Regions from separate parts of the Homo sapiens genome. Here region 2 is linked to region 1. The links are chromatin contacts, found by Hi-C or POLR2A ChIA-PET in ENCODE. All regions are on one chromosome and are shown on one strand. The core of a region is the stretch at or near the end of the contact, and the rest is flanking DNA. Distances in the headings are between cores, read along the strand shown. Region 1 holds the start of GABRR3 (gamma-aminobutyric acid type A receptor subunit rho3). Region 2 holds the start of ST3GAL6-AS1 (ST3GAL6 antisense RNA 1).

What was found. A loop is a pair of places that touch in the nucleus more often than their neighbours do. ChIA-PET counts read pairs that join two places held with the same protein, here RNA polymerase II (POLR2A). Pooled maps may share reads with other maps.
Region 2: a loop to region 1 is called in a pooled map, with 3 times the contacts of the local background. The contact joins the promoter of ST3GAL6-AS1 here to the promoter of GABRR3 in region 1. A Hi-C loop is called at or near these places in 1 of 37 single-sample maps with no recorded cell type and 8 of 50 pooled maps. POLR2A ChIA-PET finds 5 or more read pairs at or near these places in 1 of 52 experiments (CD8-positive, alpha-beta memory T cell).

Annotation. Positions count from the first base shown.
Region 1 is chr3:98,032,187-98,040,066 of GRCh38, reverse strand. GABRR3 (gamma-aminobutyric acid type A receptor subunit rho3) reads left to right here and starts at 4,752. Exons shown (of 10, transcript NM_001105580.3): 1 at 4,752-4,877; 2 at 5,078-5,204. The coding sequence starts at 5,080. RefSeq lists an enhancer at 428-722.
Region 2 is chr3:98,731,401-98,739,280 of GRCh38, reverse strand. ST3GAL6-AS1 (ST3GAL6 antisense RNA 1) reads left to right here and starts at 6,630. Exons shown (of 5, transcript NR_046683.1): 1 at 6,630-6,855. It also overlaps a transcript of ST3GAL6 not described here. RefSeq lists enhancers at 5,668-6,415, 6,416-7,164.

The DNA of each region.
Region 1 (7,880 bases), core at 3,503-6,002:
GTGTTCAATCAGAGAAACCAATAAACCTCATTAGTCAATTATTCGAGGTAAATAATTGCATTTTCCTCAATAACGGGGTGTGTGGGTTTTTTATCTGAATCATTTGGTATTATATCATTAATCTTTTCAGTTCATTCTGCCAGTATTGGTAAGTGAAAATTATTCACTACAAGTGCTGAATAATTTGCATTTACCAATACTACATAAGAAAGTTTTCCTAAGGAGGCAAATTCGAGACAATAGTAATTTGGATGAGAATGTGTATCCTATGCTTCCATCTAGTGGTGGTCTTGCGCTATTACACGATGATGAAGACTGCTTTGCTTTAGTGTCATCCTCTTGCCTGTAAAACAGAGCAAGATTCTTCAGGTGTCCTCACTCGTATCACAGCTGATTCTGTATGCCAGGAAGGATGTGATAAGAGACTGAAACAAGGGTCGTGGGGGGGACGATGGTCTACTGGGTATGAAAAAACGATGATCTACTGGTTATCTGGTAATTCTGGGAACTGGAGAGGAAACAGGATTTCTGAGTGAGAGCAGGGTTTTTTGGAAGGATAGCAAATGCCCCCTACTGGCTGCTCTAGGCATGGCCAGTTATATTTCCAATGCATCAAAGCAAAACAGTTACGCGCAATTTGATGACGGGGACAAACTCAGAGAAATGCGTTGTTAGGTGATTTCCTCATTGTGCAAACATTGTAGAGTATACTTACACAAAACTCTATGGTCTAGCCTACTGCACACCTATGCTATATGATATTACTCCTAGGCCACAAACCTATACAGCACGTTATTATACCAAATACTATAGGCAATTGTAACACAATGGTACGTATTTGTGTATCTAAACATGTATAAACATAGACAAAATAGAAAAGGTTCAGTTAAAATGCAGTATAAAAGATGAATTGTATAGGGCACTTACCATGAATGGAGTTAACAGGACTGAAAGTTGTTCTGGGTGAGTTAGTGAGTTGTTCTGGGTGACTGAGTGTGAAAGCCCAAGACATGACTGTACACTACTGTCAACTGTACACTTAGGCTATACTAAATTTATACAAAATATTTTTCTTTCTTCAATAATAAATTAACCTTAGCTTATTGGAGAACTGCAGTCATATATGTGGTCCATCACTGACCAAAACGTCGTTGTGCAGCACATGACTGTAAATATGAAAACTAAATTAGTTGATCACTTAACCTCTCTAGTCCTAGCTTCCTCTGCATAAAAGAGAGCAGGAGAGACATTAAATGTAGTCTAAATGATTTCCAAAAGTCTTTCCCTATTAAGATTTTATGACTCTACAATTTGCAAATCAAGATATTTTGCCTAGATGACATCCTGCAGACACAGTGGGAAATTTATAGAAGCTTGGAATTTGTTGTTGTTGCTGTTGTCAGATCCAGTCTAAATAAGACCTTAGCTTTTCTTTTGTTTTCTCTTTATAGGCAAAATAATGGCTACATACCCCAAGATTGGCGACACAGCCATCCTTTCCAAATTTTCTCTTTATGTCGCTGCCAAAGAAATAAAAACTGGCTGACTGACATCATCAGAGTGGAAGAAGAGTAAACAGGAGACAATTTATGCAAGGGAGAGCTTAAACTACTACGAAATTCTCCAGTGACCCTGTGATTCATTTTGTTTCCTGGTAGTTACCACTTTCTAGTTCTGACAGATGTGCTTTTCTGCTTTTTTTTTTTTTCTTAAGAAGCTTACTGAGCTTGCAAAGGGAAGCTCTAAAGGAATAAGGTTAAGGAGCTAACTCAGCATCAACAGAGGCAGATGCCTTCTTGTAATTGAACTAAAACCCTTAGACTTTCTGTAAGTCAACTCTCTCTAGTGTAAGCCATTGCCTTATTTTTATTTTTATGCAGACCATTTCCCACTTAAAATTCATCATCAAAAAACAAACTGCTTTTATTTCTTCCTTAATGTTTATAGCGATATAGATAGTCTAGCAAAGATTATTCAGTAAAGAGGTCAGACAGATTCTCATCATGATTCATCCCTGCGATGCAGAAGGAGACACCAGGGCATCCTAACATAATTTAAGTGACAGTGAGGAGGCATATGACTTGACAGATATTTCCGAAAAATAAGTGCCCCAAATAGCTCCACTGAGTCCTGTAAAGAGGACATCTTCTATTCCAGTGCTTCATTCCTTCAGATCAAAGACCACTTCGTGAAGTCTCCTCTTCAATCTTGCTTATTCTTTATCAGCTACCAATATTTCTTTGCGAACGTAAAAGTTTAGCAGTCATCAAAGGTTGTCTCAAGATGATAGGACACAGAATTTTGGTAAGGAGAATGTGCAAAGCACCAATTTGCCTATAAATGAGAATCTCACTGATTTACCTATGAATGAGAACTGGCTGTCATGGAGGAGTACTATTTTGGGAGAATGTAAGTATCGTGGTTTTCTTTTGTTTTGTTTTGTTTTGTTTTGTCTTGTTTTGTTTTAAAATGGGATCTGAGATCAAATAAGTTTGAGAGACACAGAATTCAGCAGAACAAAGCAGGCTTTTTTTTTTTCAACTGAAGCCTTGAACGTGTTAATATTCATTCATTATTTAAGAAATATTTACTAATACCAACTATACTTCAAAGATAATTATAAGTGTTTGGGATGCCTCAGGGAACAAAACAAAGATCACTTCCTTGCAGAGCTTACATTCTAGCCGGATAAGACAGATTATGAACAATAAACATAATGTAAATTATATAAAACATGCTAAGCAGGATGAAAGGTAGATTGGTAACACAGGTTGTAGGAGGAAAGAAAGAATACGGTATTTTTAAAAAGAGTGGTCAGGGTATACTTCATTCAATAGATGACATTTTAGCATACATTTGAATTTGTTAAGGGAGTTAGCCATATAGATATCCAGATGAACAATATGTCAGGCAAGGGTGACAACCAGTGCAAAGGCCCTGGGGTAAGAGTGTGACCCCTAACAGAGTAATAAAATGTATAATGTTTCCCAAACTCATTTAGTACATAACAATTTTTCACAAAATGCCTTCAGTGTAGCCAAGAAATACTTTGGGAAATGTTAGTGTAGATGTTGCTTACTAAGTGAAGAGGGGACGAGGTAATAGATAGTGCTAGGGCCGAGGGGTTGGTGCCCTGGATCTCGTAAGAGCACTGAGGTGGAATGTACTGAAACAAACTTTGACCACAGTGCGGTCTTCCAACAACCAAAGTGACAGTAGCTTAAGATGGGCAACTTTTCCTACATTTCTTCCATTGGCTCTTCAAAGAAGGCTTACTGGCTCCGAAATACCTGAAGAAAATGCTTCAACGTTTCTAAACATTACAGAAATTAAAATTACAATACTGATTGAATTACTTAACATTTAAAAGTCTGATAATACCAATGTTAAAAAATATTTTAAGAAATAAGAACTCTCATTCACTGCTAGTGGGGAAGTAAATTGGTACAAGCACTTTGATGAGCAATATGATTGTGCTTAGTAAATTTGAAGGTGTGAAAATTATTTGTCCTAGCCATTTTACTTTTAGGTATTTATCCTAAAGAAACACTTACACATGTGTACAAGAAAATATTTATAAGAATTTATTGCAGGATTGTTTATAATAGAAAAATAAGAAACAATGCCCATCAACAAAAATACGAATAAATGCAATGTTATGCATCCATACTGAAGTGCCATATAGCAGTTAAAATGAATTAACTAGAGGCACATTTATCAACATAATAAATCCCTAAGCATTAAGTTGAAAGAAAAAGTAGCTTTTAGTAGTAAAAGTAGAATATGACACCACTTATATAAAGTTTTAAAACATGCAGAAGTTTGTACATTATTTATAGATACATACATATACAATAATAGTATAACTGCATATGATTATAAACACTAAATCGAGCCTAAGAAGAGAAGCAAGGATTTATTACATCATTCTGTATATTTGTAATCTTTTATATTAAAATATATTTTAAAGAGAAAAGACATGCTTAAGAAACATAGGAGAAGGTTTTAATGCATGGGCTAAAAGAAGCCATAACCCAAACCAAAAGAAATAAGTATGATTAAGCAATTACACAAAATAGAAGGTGTCAAGGACACAAATCAATTTGAGGAAATTTAAGAATTTCTCTCACAACACTATATTTCTGGGAAGAAAATGGCTTTCTTCCTAAGTCCTAGTAAAAAGGTCAACCGTTGCTGTGTTGCTCACCTTGTGCTATTCCAGTTGAAGAAGATTAATTTCAATGACATGACCATTTATTGGTGCTTTGCATATGTGAAGTAGAAATATTTTCTTAAATATTTTCTCTAAGTATGCAAAGCACCTTTAGGAGAGTGTGTGGCTATAATTTAACAGTGACAGTGTGTGCTTTGCACACTGACCAGGATTAAGTTCATTTTTATTAACTGGGTTGCTTGCTATTAAATAAACCTTAAATTAAACCACTTTTGTTATCAATGAAATAAACCATCATCTTAAAATATGATTATTTACCTTAAAAAAAATAATTTTATTTTGTATTCATGCTAAGGCAGTCTGTATGGCATTTGGGGAGGAAAAGATTCTTTCTGGATTAAAAGGAGCCATAAGATAATGGAAAAGGTCTTCAAACGTGTAATTAAGATTAAATTAATCATCTTTTTTTCTCAATAAGCATATTATTTTGCTGAGTCACTAAGTATATTTAAATGATATTGCATTGGATTAAGAGGATTAATGCTTAACCTCACTTCTTTGTTTGCTTAGGACTGCCGCTGAGGGTTTACTGAGTATGGATTGAGCATCACACTAAAAACCTTCCCCGGAAAAAGGGACCAAAGGATGTAAACTGAAAATTTTAAAAATCTGCTTTGTTTTCCTCAAATTGCTGAAGATCCAGGTAGATATTTGCCTGTAAGTGCTGTGAGTCAATTTAATCTGCTAAAACAAAGTGCAGCATTGAAGACAATGTCTTTCTTTTTCCCCTAATGCATTTCCCCTGACATGCTGTTTGTTTTTTAAAAGACACATGAAGAAGAAACTGTGATCACAGTATTGGTTGCGTTCACCTGCATCCTTTCTGTTTTTTTGTTTTGGAAGAGATGGTCCTGGCTTTCCAGTTAGTCTCCTTCACCTACATCTGGATCATATTGAAACCAAATGTTTGTGCTGCTTCTAACATCAAGATGACACACCAGCGGTGCTCCTCTTCAATGAAACAAACCTGGTAAGATGCTCATAGTGCAGTCCATGGAATTACTGCCCAGTTTCTCTCAACAGTTGTCTCAGACCTACAGGAAACCTGGAAACGTATCTTTAATGGTAGCACATCTTTGTAACCATGTCTGTCTCTAGAGATAGCATTCATGCATCATCATAAATCACCTCTGTTTGACATCCGAAAGAGCAATATCTTGGAATTTGCTGACATTTGTAAATTTATTTATGCTTATTTGGGAGAAAACAGTTAAAGGGTTCATGTAAGGATCCTCTTTCAGAGAATGTATTTCTTCAATTAGTAGTACATTTATTACTAATACATTAAATACTTGTTTAATGTTTCTTCAAATTTATTTTGAGTAGAAATTAGTCTAAGCACCAACTTCATTTAATGTCAAGTATTTCTAGGGTATATAGTTTCATGGATTGATGAAATAGTATCAAAAGGCATTAAAGCCATTTGTCTTTCAAGAATAATTTTCATACGTTTGACAAATCATGAATATCAAGACATCATCATTATTATCTTCCCATCAATAATCAGGAGCATGTTTGGACGTGCTAGTAAGGGAGATAGCTATCTGTGAGAGTGACCTCTTTATACACCAATTTGCCTAGGGCTTTATAGGTTTTAGTACTAAAAATGCCAGGAATCCCTTCAGCCCCAGGCATACTGGAATGATTTGTCACCCTACTACCCATATACCTTTAATAATCAAATAATGTCTTTGAGAAAGAGTTCTCTTTTCACCAAGCACCATATTTCCAAAAAGACCCAAAAGGAGAAATTGAGGAATGAAGAGTATCATCTGGTCAACACTGGCAGCCAATGGGGTGACAGATGTTTAAGCTAGATTGCTCTCACATCCTAAATATGTATTATGCATTCACTGTAAGATCAGGAAAGAGAACATAAAATTTTGATAAATATCTTCTGAAGTCTCAGGTTTAATGACCAAAACCAAAAGAAGTGTGTTACTAGATTACTGATTCCTGCACTGCGATTAAAAATCAGGGACTACTGCTCACACTTCCCTTCCATGCTTCTGCTCCCAGACCCAGACCTGAGATGATATGAAGTCTTGTTCCATTTAACCACTTTCCCAGTCTTCGTCATAGCAATTAGCTAAGGAAATATTTGGGAAATGTAAGAGTGTACCACCAGACTCTATTTTTTTTCATATAGCTTATTACGTTTTATAGTATGTTTTATCTAATTTTAAAAATCAAAGGACACTGCTTAAAATATTATCTGTCATCCATAGAGTAGACTTGTACAGTCTGGTGGATGTTTAGATGAGGAGAAGAGAGATGACTATAGTAGCTAATTCATCACACCAACCCACTATCAGTGGCAGAGTTGCTACAGAAAAAATCTACCATGTATATTTTTTAGGTGACATTTAAAGAAAAAGAAAAGAACATTGGTTCTTTGTGGTGAGGTAGAAATTTTTTCTGATGTTAAATGCCTCATTTTTAGATCCTATGTAAAGGAAAAGAAGAATTTTAGAGCCTATGCAAAAGCAGACTTCCCCCGTAGGAAACGCCAGGATTTCGGCCATGTGGGGCCAATCATATTTGTTGTCACTTCTATATTCCTAAATGAAGTGCTCCTTTGAGTCACAAGCCAGAATGGGATTCATTAAAATTTATATCTGCTTCTTTTGTTCTTCAAAGAAACACCCTCCAGGGCACTGGAGATTGCATAAACCATCACACTGGTCCAGAAGTAGCCACTTAGAATGAAACCCAGGCATTTTCCCTGAGTGAACAGAGTAACACAGCCAGCCAATTTCTGAGCTGTCATTCAAGCACTCTGTCATGCAGATTTTAGGGCATTTGACCAAAATACAGTAATTACTGTATAGAGTCATTTTTAGAGTAAGAGGCCCAGGAGTCTTCCTACCTTAGTATGTGAATAGATACTGTGAGGTTCTTTGCCCAGCACCCGACCTGATTATCAGCCAATAATTAAGTAATGAATGAATTAATGAATAATCCACTCTTCTATAATGCAAAAGAACTAATAGAGTGAACATGAAAGGAAGACATGATCTTTGAAAATTATAAGGGGGATTTATATATGCATTGTTTGGGGCCAGTTTTTATACAATAAGGCTCTTAAATGTTTTGCTTTTAGTTGTTTTCATTCAGAATATAACCTCACTTTTTAATCCAGAGATTCCCTTCTTTCAAAACCTAAAGACTTTAAAAAAATATGTATTCAAACATATCTTTTGTTTCCTAAAAACAAAGTAGGGAGAGGTGTGAATAAAGTAAGTTATGGCAGGTGGAAAATGTTCCCCTTTTACCTAGAGAAGAAATTTTACTCCTGGATGATGCAAAGAGGATTAAGCAAATAGACTCACTGAATATTTATTCATTCTTTCAACAATTACACTGAGTGATATTTACATGCAAGTGCTGGGTTGGGGCTAAAAATGCTATAAGAGCAACGTATTGACTCTGGCCTTGAAAATAATCAGCAGAGTGCTGGAGTCTGCTCAGTCTGGCTTGCAACAGCCAATCATTTTCAGGAAATTTATCAGCTGGCTGTTAAAAGCACACATTATTAAAAAATAAATTATATAAGCCTGCAATTAAATTAAATACTTTCTAAAATAAAGGTAGCAAATACTTAAAACTCACCACTTCCCAATGATTTCTCCACACTTTATCATCT
Region 2 (7,880 bases), core at 5,381-7,880, 700 kb before region 1:
AGATGTGATGTTAGGTTGTTAATTTGGGATCTTTTTGAATTTTTGATGTAGGCATTTGGCACTATAAACTTCCCTCTTAGCAGTGCTTTAGCTGTGTCCCAGAGATCTGGTATACTGTATCTTTGTTCTGATTAGTTTCAGAGAACTGATTTCTGCCTTAATTTCACTGTTTTCCAAAAAGTCATTCAGGAGCAAGTTCTTTAATTTTCATATAATTGTATGGTTTTGAGTTATTTTCTTAGTATTGATTTCTATTTTTATTGCATTGTGGTCTAAGAGTGTGGTTGGTATGATTTTGGTTTTTTTGAATTTGCTGAGGATTGTTTTATATCCATTTGTGTGGTTGGTTTTAGAGTATGTGCCATGTGCAGATGAGAAGAATGTATATTCTGTCATTTTGTGGTGGAGAGTTCTGTAGATGTCTATTAGGTACATTCTGTCAAGTTCAGGTCCTGAATATCTTTGTTAGTTTTTGGCCTTGATTATCTGTCTAATACTGCCAGTGGGGTGTTAAAGTCTCCCACTGTTATTGTGTGGAAATCTAAGTCTCTTCATAGGTCTTACCTTGTGAATCTGGGTGCTCCTGTGTTGGCTGCATATATATTTTGGATAGTTAGGTCTTCCTGTTGAATTGAACCCTTTATCATTATGTATTGCCCATCTGTATTAGTTCATTCTCACACTGCTATAAAGAAATACCTGAGTTTGGGCACAGTGGCTTATGCCTGTAATCCCGACACTTTGGGAGGCCGAGGCAGGAGGATTGCTTGAGCCCAGAAGTTCAAGACTAGACTGGGCAACTCAGTGAGACCCCGTCTCTACAAATAATTTTTTAAAAAATCAGCCGGGTGTGGCGGTGTGTATCTGCAGTCCCAGCTACCTAGGAGGCTGAGATGGTAAGATTGCTTGTGCCCATGAGGCTGAGGCTGCAGTGAAGAATGATTGTGCCACTGCATTTCAGCTTGTTCAACAGAGTGAGACCCTATCCAAAAAAAAAAGAAAGAAAGAAATACCTGAGACTAGGTAATATAAAAAGCAAAGAGGTTTAATTGGCTCACGGTTCTTCAGGCTGTACGGAAAGCATGACTGGGAGGCCTCAGGAAACTCACAGAAGTCTCCTGGCAAAAGGTGAAGGGGAAGCAGGCACATCTTACATAATTGGAGTAGGAGGAAAGGCGGGGGTGGGGGGAGGGCGGGGGGAGGCTAAACAACCAGATCTTGTAAGAACTCACTCAGTATCAGAAGAACAGCACCCAGGGGGATGGTGTTAAACGATTAGAAACTGCCCCCCATATCCAATCACCTCCCATCAGGCCCCACCTCCAACACTGAGGATTACAATTGAATATGAGATTTGGGTGGGGGCACAGATCCAAACCATATCACTATCTTTGTCTTTTGTGGTTTTTGTTGGTTTAAAGTCTGTTTTGTCTAAAATTAGAATAGCAACCCCTGCTTTTTTCTGTTTTCCATTTGCTTGCCAGACTTTTCTCCATCCCTTTACTTTCAGCCTTTGGATATCATTGAATGTGAGATAGGTCTCCTGAGGTTTCAGGTTTTATGCCACTGTGTTAATCAGAAAAGCCATAATTTAGTTGTTTTGTATGTTAGTTAAGTATGTGAGTTAACAATGGGCCAAAGAATCTCAAAAATAATTTTCTATCTAAAAATTGTGCCAAGTCTCCCTAGATACTAATAGAGTGGTGATGATGAGACATCTTGAAATCAAAGGACAAGAGGATAAAAGGAATACTGTATAGGCGTCTCTGAGCTCTGCCTGTCTTTGTGATATTCCTGTGCTCTGCCCTAGGGAAAAGAGAGGGGAAATCAGTTATGGTAAATTAGTAGAAAGAAAAAAAGGCAACTAAGGGTAGAAATTTGTGTGTTTATGTGTGTGAGAGAGAGAAAGAGAGACAGAGAGACAGGAAGGGGCCGCGTGTGGTGGCTCACGCCTGTAATCCCAACACTTTAGGAGGCCGAAGTGGGCGGATCACCTGAATTCAGGAGTTCAAGACCAGCTTGGCCAACATGGCGAAACCCCATCTCTACAAAAAAAATACAGAAAATAGCCAGGTGTGGTGGTGCATGCCTGTAATCCCAGCTACTTGGGAGGCTGAGACAGGAGAATCACTTAAATTCAGGAGGCAGAGGTTTTAGTGAGCGGAGATCGAGCCACTGCACTCCAGCCTGGGTGACAGAGCAAGACTCCACCTCAAAAAGAAAGAAAAAGAAGAGACAGGAAAGCCTATCATGACTGGGTGAAGACTGAATTAGGCTCTCATCAAAAATCTCCAGGCATGCCAATTCTAACTAGAATACGATTCAAACTCCACAAAATCTGCCTTCCTATCTTACTGACTACATCTCCTCCCACTCCGTCTTTTGCACTCTTCTTTAACTACATATTGTCTTAACCACTCTCTTCTCACACTGCACCTTCTGTTTCTCAAACGACCCAAATTCACTCATGCCTCATGTATTTGTAACTCATTTTTTGACTCTGCCCCCCATAAAACATAAGCTCTGTAAGAGCAGGGGCTTTGCTGTGTCCAACACGGCACGCTCCCAACCCCACCCACAAGAACATCTCTTGTTACATGGTGGACATTCAGTGAATGTTGGTTGACCATTAGGGAAGTCCCATCTCATGGATGACCACATGGAATATCACCCAAAGTCCACTGAAAAAAACACTTTCTGCTCCCTTGTTGCCCCCATCTTTCAGCATAGTGACTCTGACCCACAGCCATAACAACTCCAGGCCTGCTTCCACAACCTGTGGAAGGTGAGAATAACCCTCCCACCTCTGGAGGAATCTCCAGCTTCCTTGCCGTCTCCTCTTCTGGGGGCCTTGTTCTCATCATGTCCTAAAGATCTTTCCATTCCCAACCAAATAAAAAGTAAATCAATGTTTAAACCATCTTTCAAAGCCTAGCACTAAATACATTGCAAAGTATGCAATGATGCTATCTGTATACTTTGTCTTAGGCTAAGCATATAAGAAGGGGAAAGAGAGAATGGGGGAGAAGATAACTTTTCACTCAGCTTTCCAATGTTTTTAAGAAAATCTCCTAAGGGCTAGGTGCTTTCCTTTCCCTCTATCTCAATGGTGCAGGAAGAGGAAGGCCCCTGGTCAGATACAAAAGTTTGTGGCAGTAAAAAGGTAAACTGGACAATCCTCCTAGATGACCAAAAGCTCTCCAAGAAAAACAAACATGGGCACAAGGAAGAAAACCAGGTCTTACTGATCCTGTTATCTTTTACTTTCATAACCTCACTGCCAGAATCTCAGCACTTCTTAGCCTGATTATACGACAGTCAAGTTCCTGACCAAGTCTGAGACACTGCAGCTGATTCAGTGCTGAGGTGTCACCATCAGGGGAAAGAACTCCAGCTATCCCACAATGGTGAGGGAATTGTGTTTCTGACATCCTGATATGGAATTGTAAATAAAATTTCCTACCAAAACACTATAATATCCAATGTATACATTCTATTCCATGCATCAAGCTCACTCCAAATCAAAATCCATTTTAACCCCTAAGGGTTAAATTGGAAACTGTGATGTGTGATGTGTGCTATTATCCATCACAGTTGGGACAGACAGGAGAGAATGTTTCATTTCAACTGTGAGGGTGGGGATGTAACCCTGGGAAAACCTCTTCCAGGTAACATATAGCTTGAGTAGGAGCTTCAGTGAAAATGTATTCAGAAAGGAAAGAACTTTTGGAATATGCCCATTGAAGACAGCATAAACTCCTAGATTTCGCCAGACCCTGATCACCTAAGTGACACATCAGAGATGTGCAGAAGATAGAAGGTTCCTGGCTGGTGAAAGTCTAAAGCTGTCACAAGGAAGGCAAAGTACGCAGACCACCTATTCAAAAAGCCCAGCCTGGGGATAACTAGAAAGGCATATTCAGACCAAGGTATATATAAATGGAGGATATGCCAGGCAAAGGAGAAAGATATGCACAGGAAATGGAAGAATTTGTGCAGAATGTATACTGCAGAGGATTCCTGGGATGGTGTAGGCAGAGGTAGAGTCAAACCTTTATGTGAGCCACTGCAACTCAACCTAAGGCAATCTTGGTTTTTTAAGCTATAAAATGGGGCTAAAAATTCCTTTCTTGCAGGAGTTTTGTCAGGAAGATTAAATAAAATAGCATATGAGAACACACCAAAAATCAGAGTGGGTGCCAAATAGGAGTTCCATGCTTCCTTCACCTTCTCAATAAGCATCACCTAAAATGCATACTAAACAGATCTCTGGTCACCACTCCTGGATGGAAGCACAATTTCCATGGAAGCCATCTGGCAGTCTGCATGGTTAGCAGATGATGCTTATCAGGGAAATGCGGGAAACATGGCATTACTCACGTCTTCTCCCATAAGGTTCCACATGATGTGGAACACAGAAATGTCTCCAACAGAAGAAAACTGCTGTGAAATCCAGTCGTCTGCCACTGAATGAGAACACCTACGATTTACAATTTCACAGGAGACAGACTAATGTTTTTAAATGGTATGTCTCTTAATGGTATTATTCTGTCAATACTGTCTATTCTTGAGCCTCAAAGGTTTTTTATTATTATTATTGATATAGGGCATAAGAACAAACTATCTCCAACAAATCTACTGAAATGTAGTCAAAATTGCAGTCCCATTTTACTGCACCATGTAAACAACATATGGTGCAATCTGGGACTGAGACATTGTGGAACTATAGTAAAAATACAATTCAAGGAAAGCGACATCACAAGGAATGAAGATCTCCCCTCCCAGTCTACATGACCACAAGAACAGCTTAGGAAACCAGACCAATGCAACACTTTCTAGAAAAATTATCTTCTTATAAGCAAAGTTGCCATTATCCAAAGACCCTCTGTGGAATTTGGCCTTACTCAGAGACAATAAACTAAATAACAGTCTAAGGGCATCGTTTTTCGCAGATCTTGGTATGAAAAGCGTTCTTAGTGAAACAAAAAGGAAGCAACATAAACCAACTTGCAAATGTCAAATCGGCATGCTTTCAAACGGAAAATAACCTGGCAGCCTGAGCAGATGTTCCCAAATATTTAACATCTCCCTGTAAATAAAAAGACAGTTTTATGGTCTGCAGCTAGGTGAGGAAGATTGAGGACCGGAAAGTCAAACATTCGGGCTAGCCTAAAAGAGGTGGCCGCTGGAGACCCGAAGAGTTACGAGGTTCAAAGGTCAGCGTGGACACGAGACCACAGACCACGAGGAGCTTTCAGCAGATCTACAGTTTCCTTAACTATCCACCTACTCACAGCACCCAGCTGGTCCTCGTAAGGCAAATGGGACTTACGACTTTAGACTCGGTGTGATTTCTGATACACTAGCAGTCACCACGTTATTTTCATCCCTACCCCCACACACTGTTTTTAAACATTACCTTTCAACAGCAACCTCTTCTCCCCCTCCTGCTCCTCCCCACTGTCCCCGCCAACCCTCGCTACTGAAAAATCCTAAAAGAAGGTGCTTTGGGTTTGTTTTTGGTTTCTGGGCGTCGCTTTTTATAGGTTTTCTTTTAAGCCAAAATAACAGCACACAAGAAAGAGGCTTGAGATTGCCGGGATCTCCGGAGCCGGCGGCCTCAAAATGACAAGTTGCTTCTCCCTTATCTTGAAAATTAACAGCAGCCCAAACACTGCAATTTACTCACCGTCCTCCTTTCTCCTAAACTGCCTCGGAGCTTGTTTTGTTAGGTCTAGTTCCATTGTGGAGGGAAAAAGGGTTTCTCGAAAAACTTTATACGGTAAGAGACCAGAACCTTCCAGACCCCTCAACCCTCCTCGCGTACAGACCCTTTTACAAGAAAACAATAGTGAACGAGGAGCTGGACACTCCTCTTGGCTTCCCAATTGCACAACCTCGCCGGCGATTCGACAAAAGAGGGTCCCAGAGCAGATTCTCTCGGCCCCCACGGCTCCTGGGCTTACCCGCGAGGCTGCGCGTCCCTCCCGCCCTTCACTGGGGCTCCAGGATCCCCGGGTGCCCTCTCGGCGGTGGCTGCGGCGCACGCCGGCTGGCTCGCGGGTCCCAGCGCCCATGGTCCCTTTACGCCTCCGCACGCCACCTCCTTGGTGCTGGCAGGATATGTGGAGGGGCAAACAGCGCTCCGTGTCCCCACCCCCAACCCTGAGCCTCAGAGGCTGCAAAGCCGGAGGGTCGGGGCAGCACAGACCCCAGGCCGCCCGGACCCCGGCCCAGACCGGTCTTCCCGCACCCCCAATTTCCCTCACCCGGGCAGTGCAAACCCGCAGCGAAGCCGGCCGGCAAGAGTGACCCGCCGAGGCCCAGGAGCGACGACCGCAGAGGCGCACCGGGCTCCGAGACCTGAGGGGCCGCTGCTCCAGCCGGCTGCTGCCTCTCTCGCGGCGCCTGCCACATCGGGCCGCAGAAGCCCGAGGCCGGCAGAAACCAAAGGAAGGTGGCGCGGGCCAGGGGCGGCGCGGGCACGATTCCTTCCCCGCGGATCTGGCGGGGGAGCAGAGGAGGGAGCAGCCCTGCCCGGAGTCTCAGGCTCCCGCCAGCCCCAATCCCGGGCGACTGCGCCGAGCGCCTCCGGAGTCGCGGGAAGCTCCTCCTGCTCCGCGGCTGGCGCCAGTTGCACGGTGGCCGCCCCCAAATTCGAGGAGGAAGGTGCAAAGTGGTGGGAGGCTGCGGGTCTCCCGGAGGGTGAGGCGTTGGGGACCAGGCGGGAGCACAGCCGAACCCCTACCTTTCGGGCGGGGCGGACACCAGCCGCGCGCCCTCGCCGGGCGCCGGGACCGGAAAATCACCGCGAAGGGAGGGACGAGGAAAGGCGGCGGGTGGCTTCAGGACAAGGTAGGAGGATCGATTTCCACAGCCAAGAAGACACTCCCATCCCGCCCTGGTTTGTTTGGAAAGCTGCAGGAGCTAAAGTGAGGGGTGGCCGGGTACTCCCCTTCCCCGCCCGGCTGGCAGGCGGCAGAAGTAAACACTGAGGCTTGTGGCGCCGCGGACTGACTGTGACACAAGGCTCAGCAGAAGGTTTGGTCCCTATCAGAAGGGGAGGAGTGTTCAGAGAGCTCCTGAATTCCGGGGCTCTGCCCTTCAAGGGCAAATGTGTTCGTACTTTTTATCTTTTGAAGGAGATAAATTACTTTAGGGAGAACGAAGGTGGAACGTGCTGTTTGCGTTTTCTTTTCTCTCCATAGGCAAAACCCTACGTTATTAATGTCCTCTTACTTGGATGGCTCTGAATACTTTTTAAAGTGTGTTTGTCAAATAATTCCTTGTCTAGAAACATTCAAGTCATAGCTCCAACCTTTGGGCCCTGAGCAGTGTAATCACGTGCCATCAATTGACCCCAGAGAGAAGACCCACGGACTTGGATGTAATTCAAAGTTGGCAATGTGTCACGAACTGGAACAAAGTCCTTCATCTGTGATGGGCTTTCTGGTATTTGTCCTTTTTTTTTTTTTTTTTTTTGAGACAGAATCTTGCTTTGTCACCCAGGCTGGGGTACAGGGGCATGATCTTGGCTCACTGCAACCTCTGCCTCCCAGGCTCAAGCGACTCTCCTGCCTCAGCCTCCCGAGTAGCTGGGATTACAGGCTGGGATTACCACTCCCAGCTAATTTTTGTATTTTTAGTAGAGATGAGGTTTCATTATGTTGGCCAGGCTGGTTTCGAACTCCTGACCTCAAATGATCCGCTCGCCTCCACCTGCCAAAGTGCTCTGGTATTTGTCTTAATTGTAATAACAGCCCTAGGAGGTATCATTTGTTGTTTTCCCAACCTTACTTTAAAAAAAAAATGGCCGGGCGCCGTGGCTCACACCTGTAATCCCAGCACTTTCGAAGGCCGAGGCGGGCGGATCACGAGGT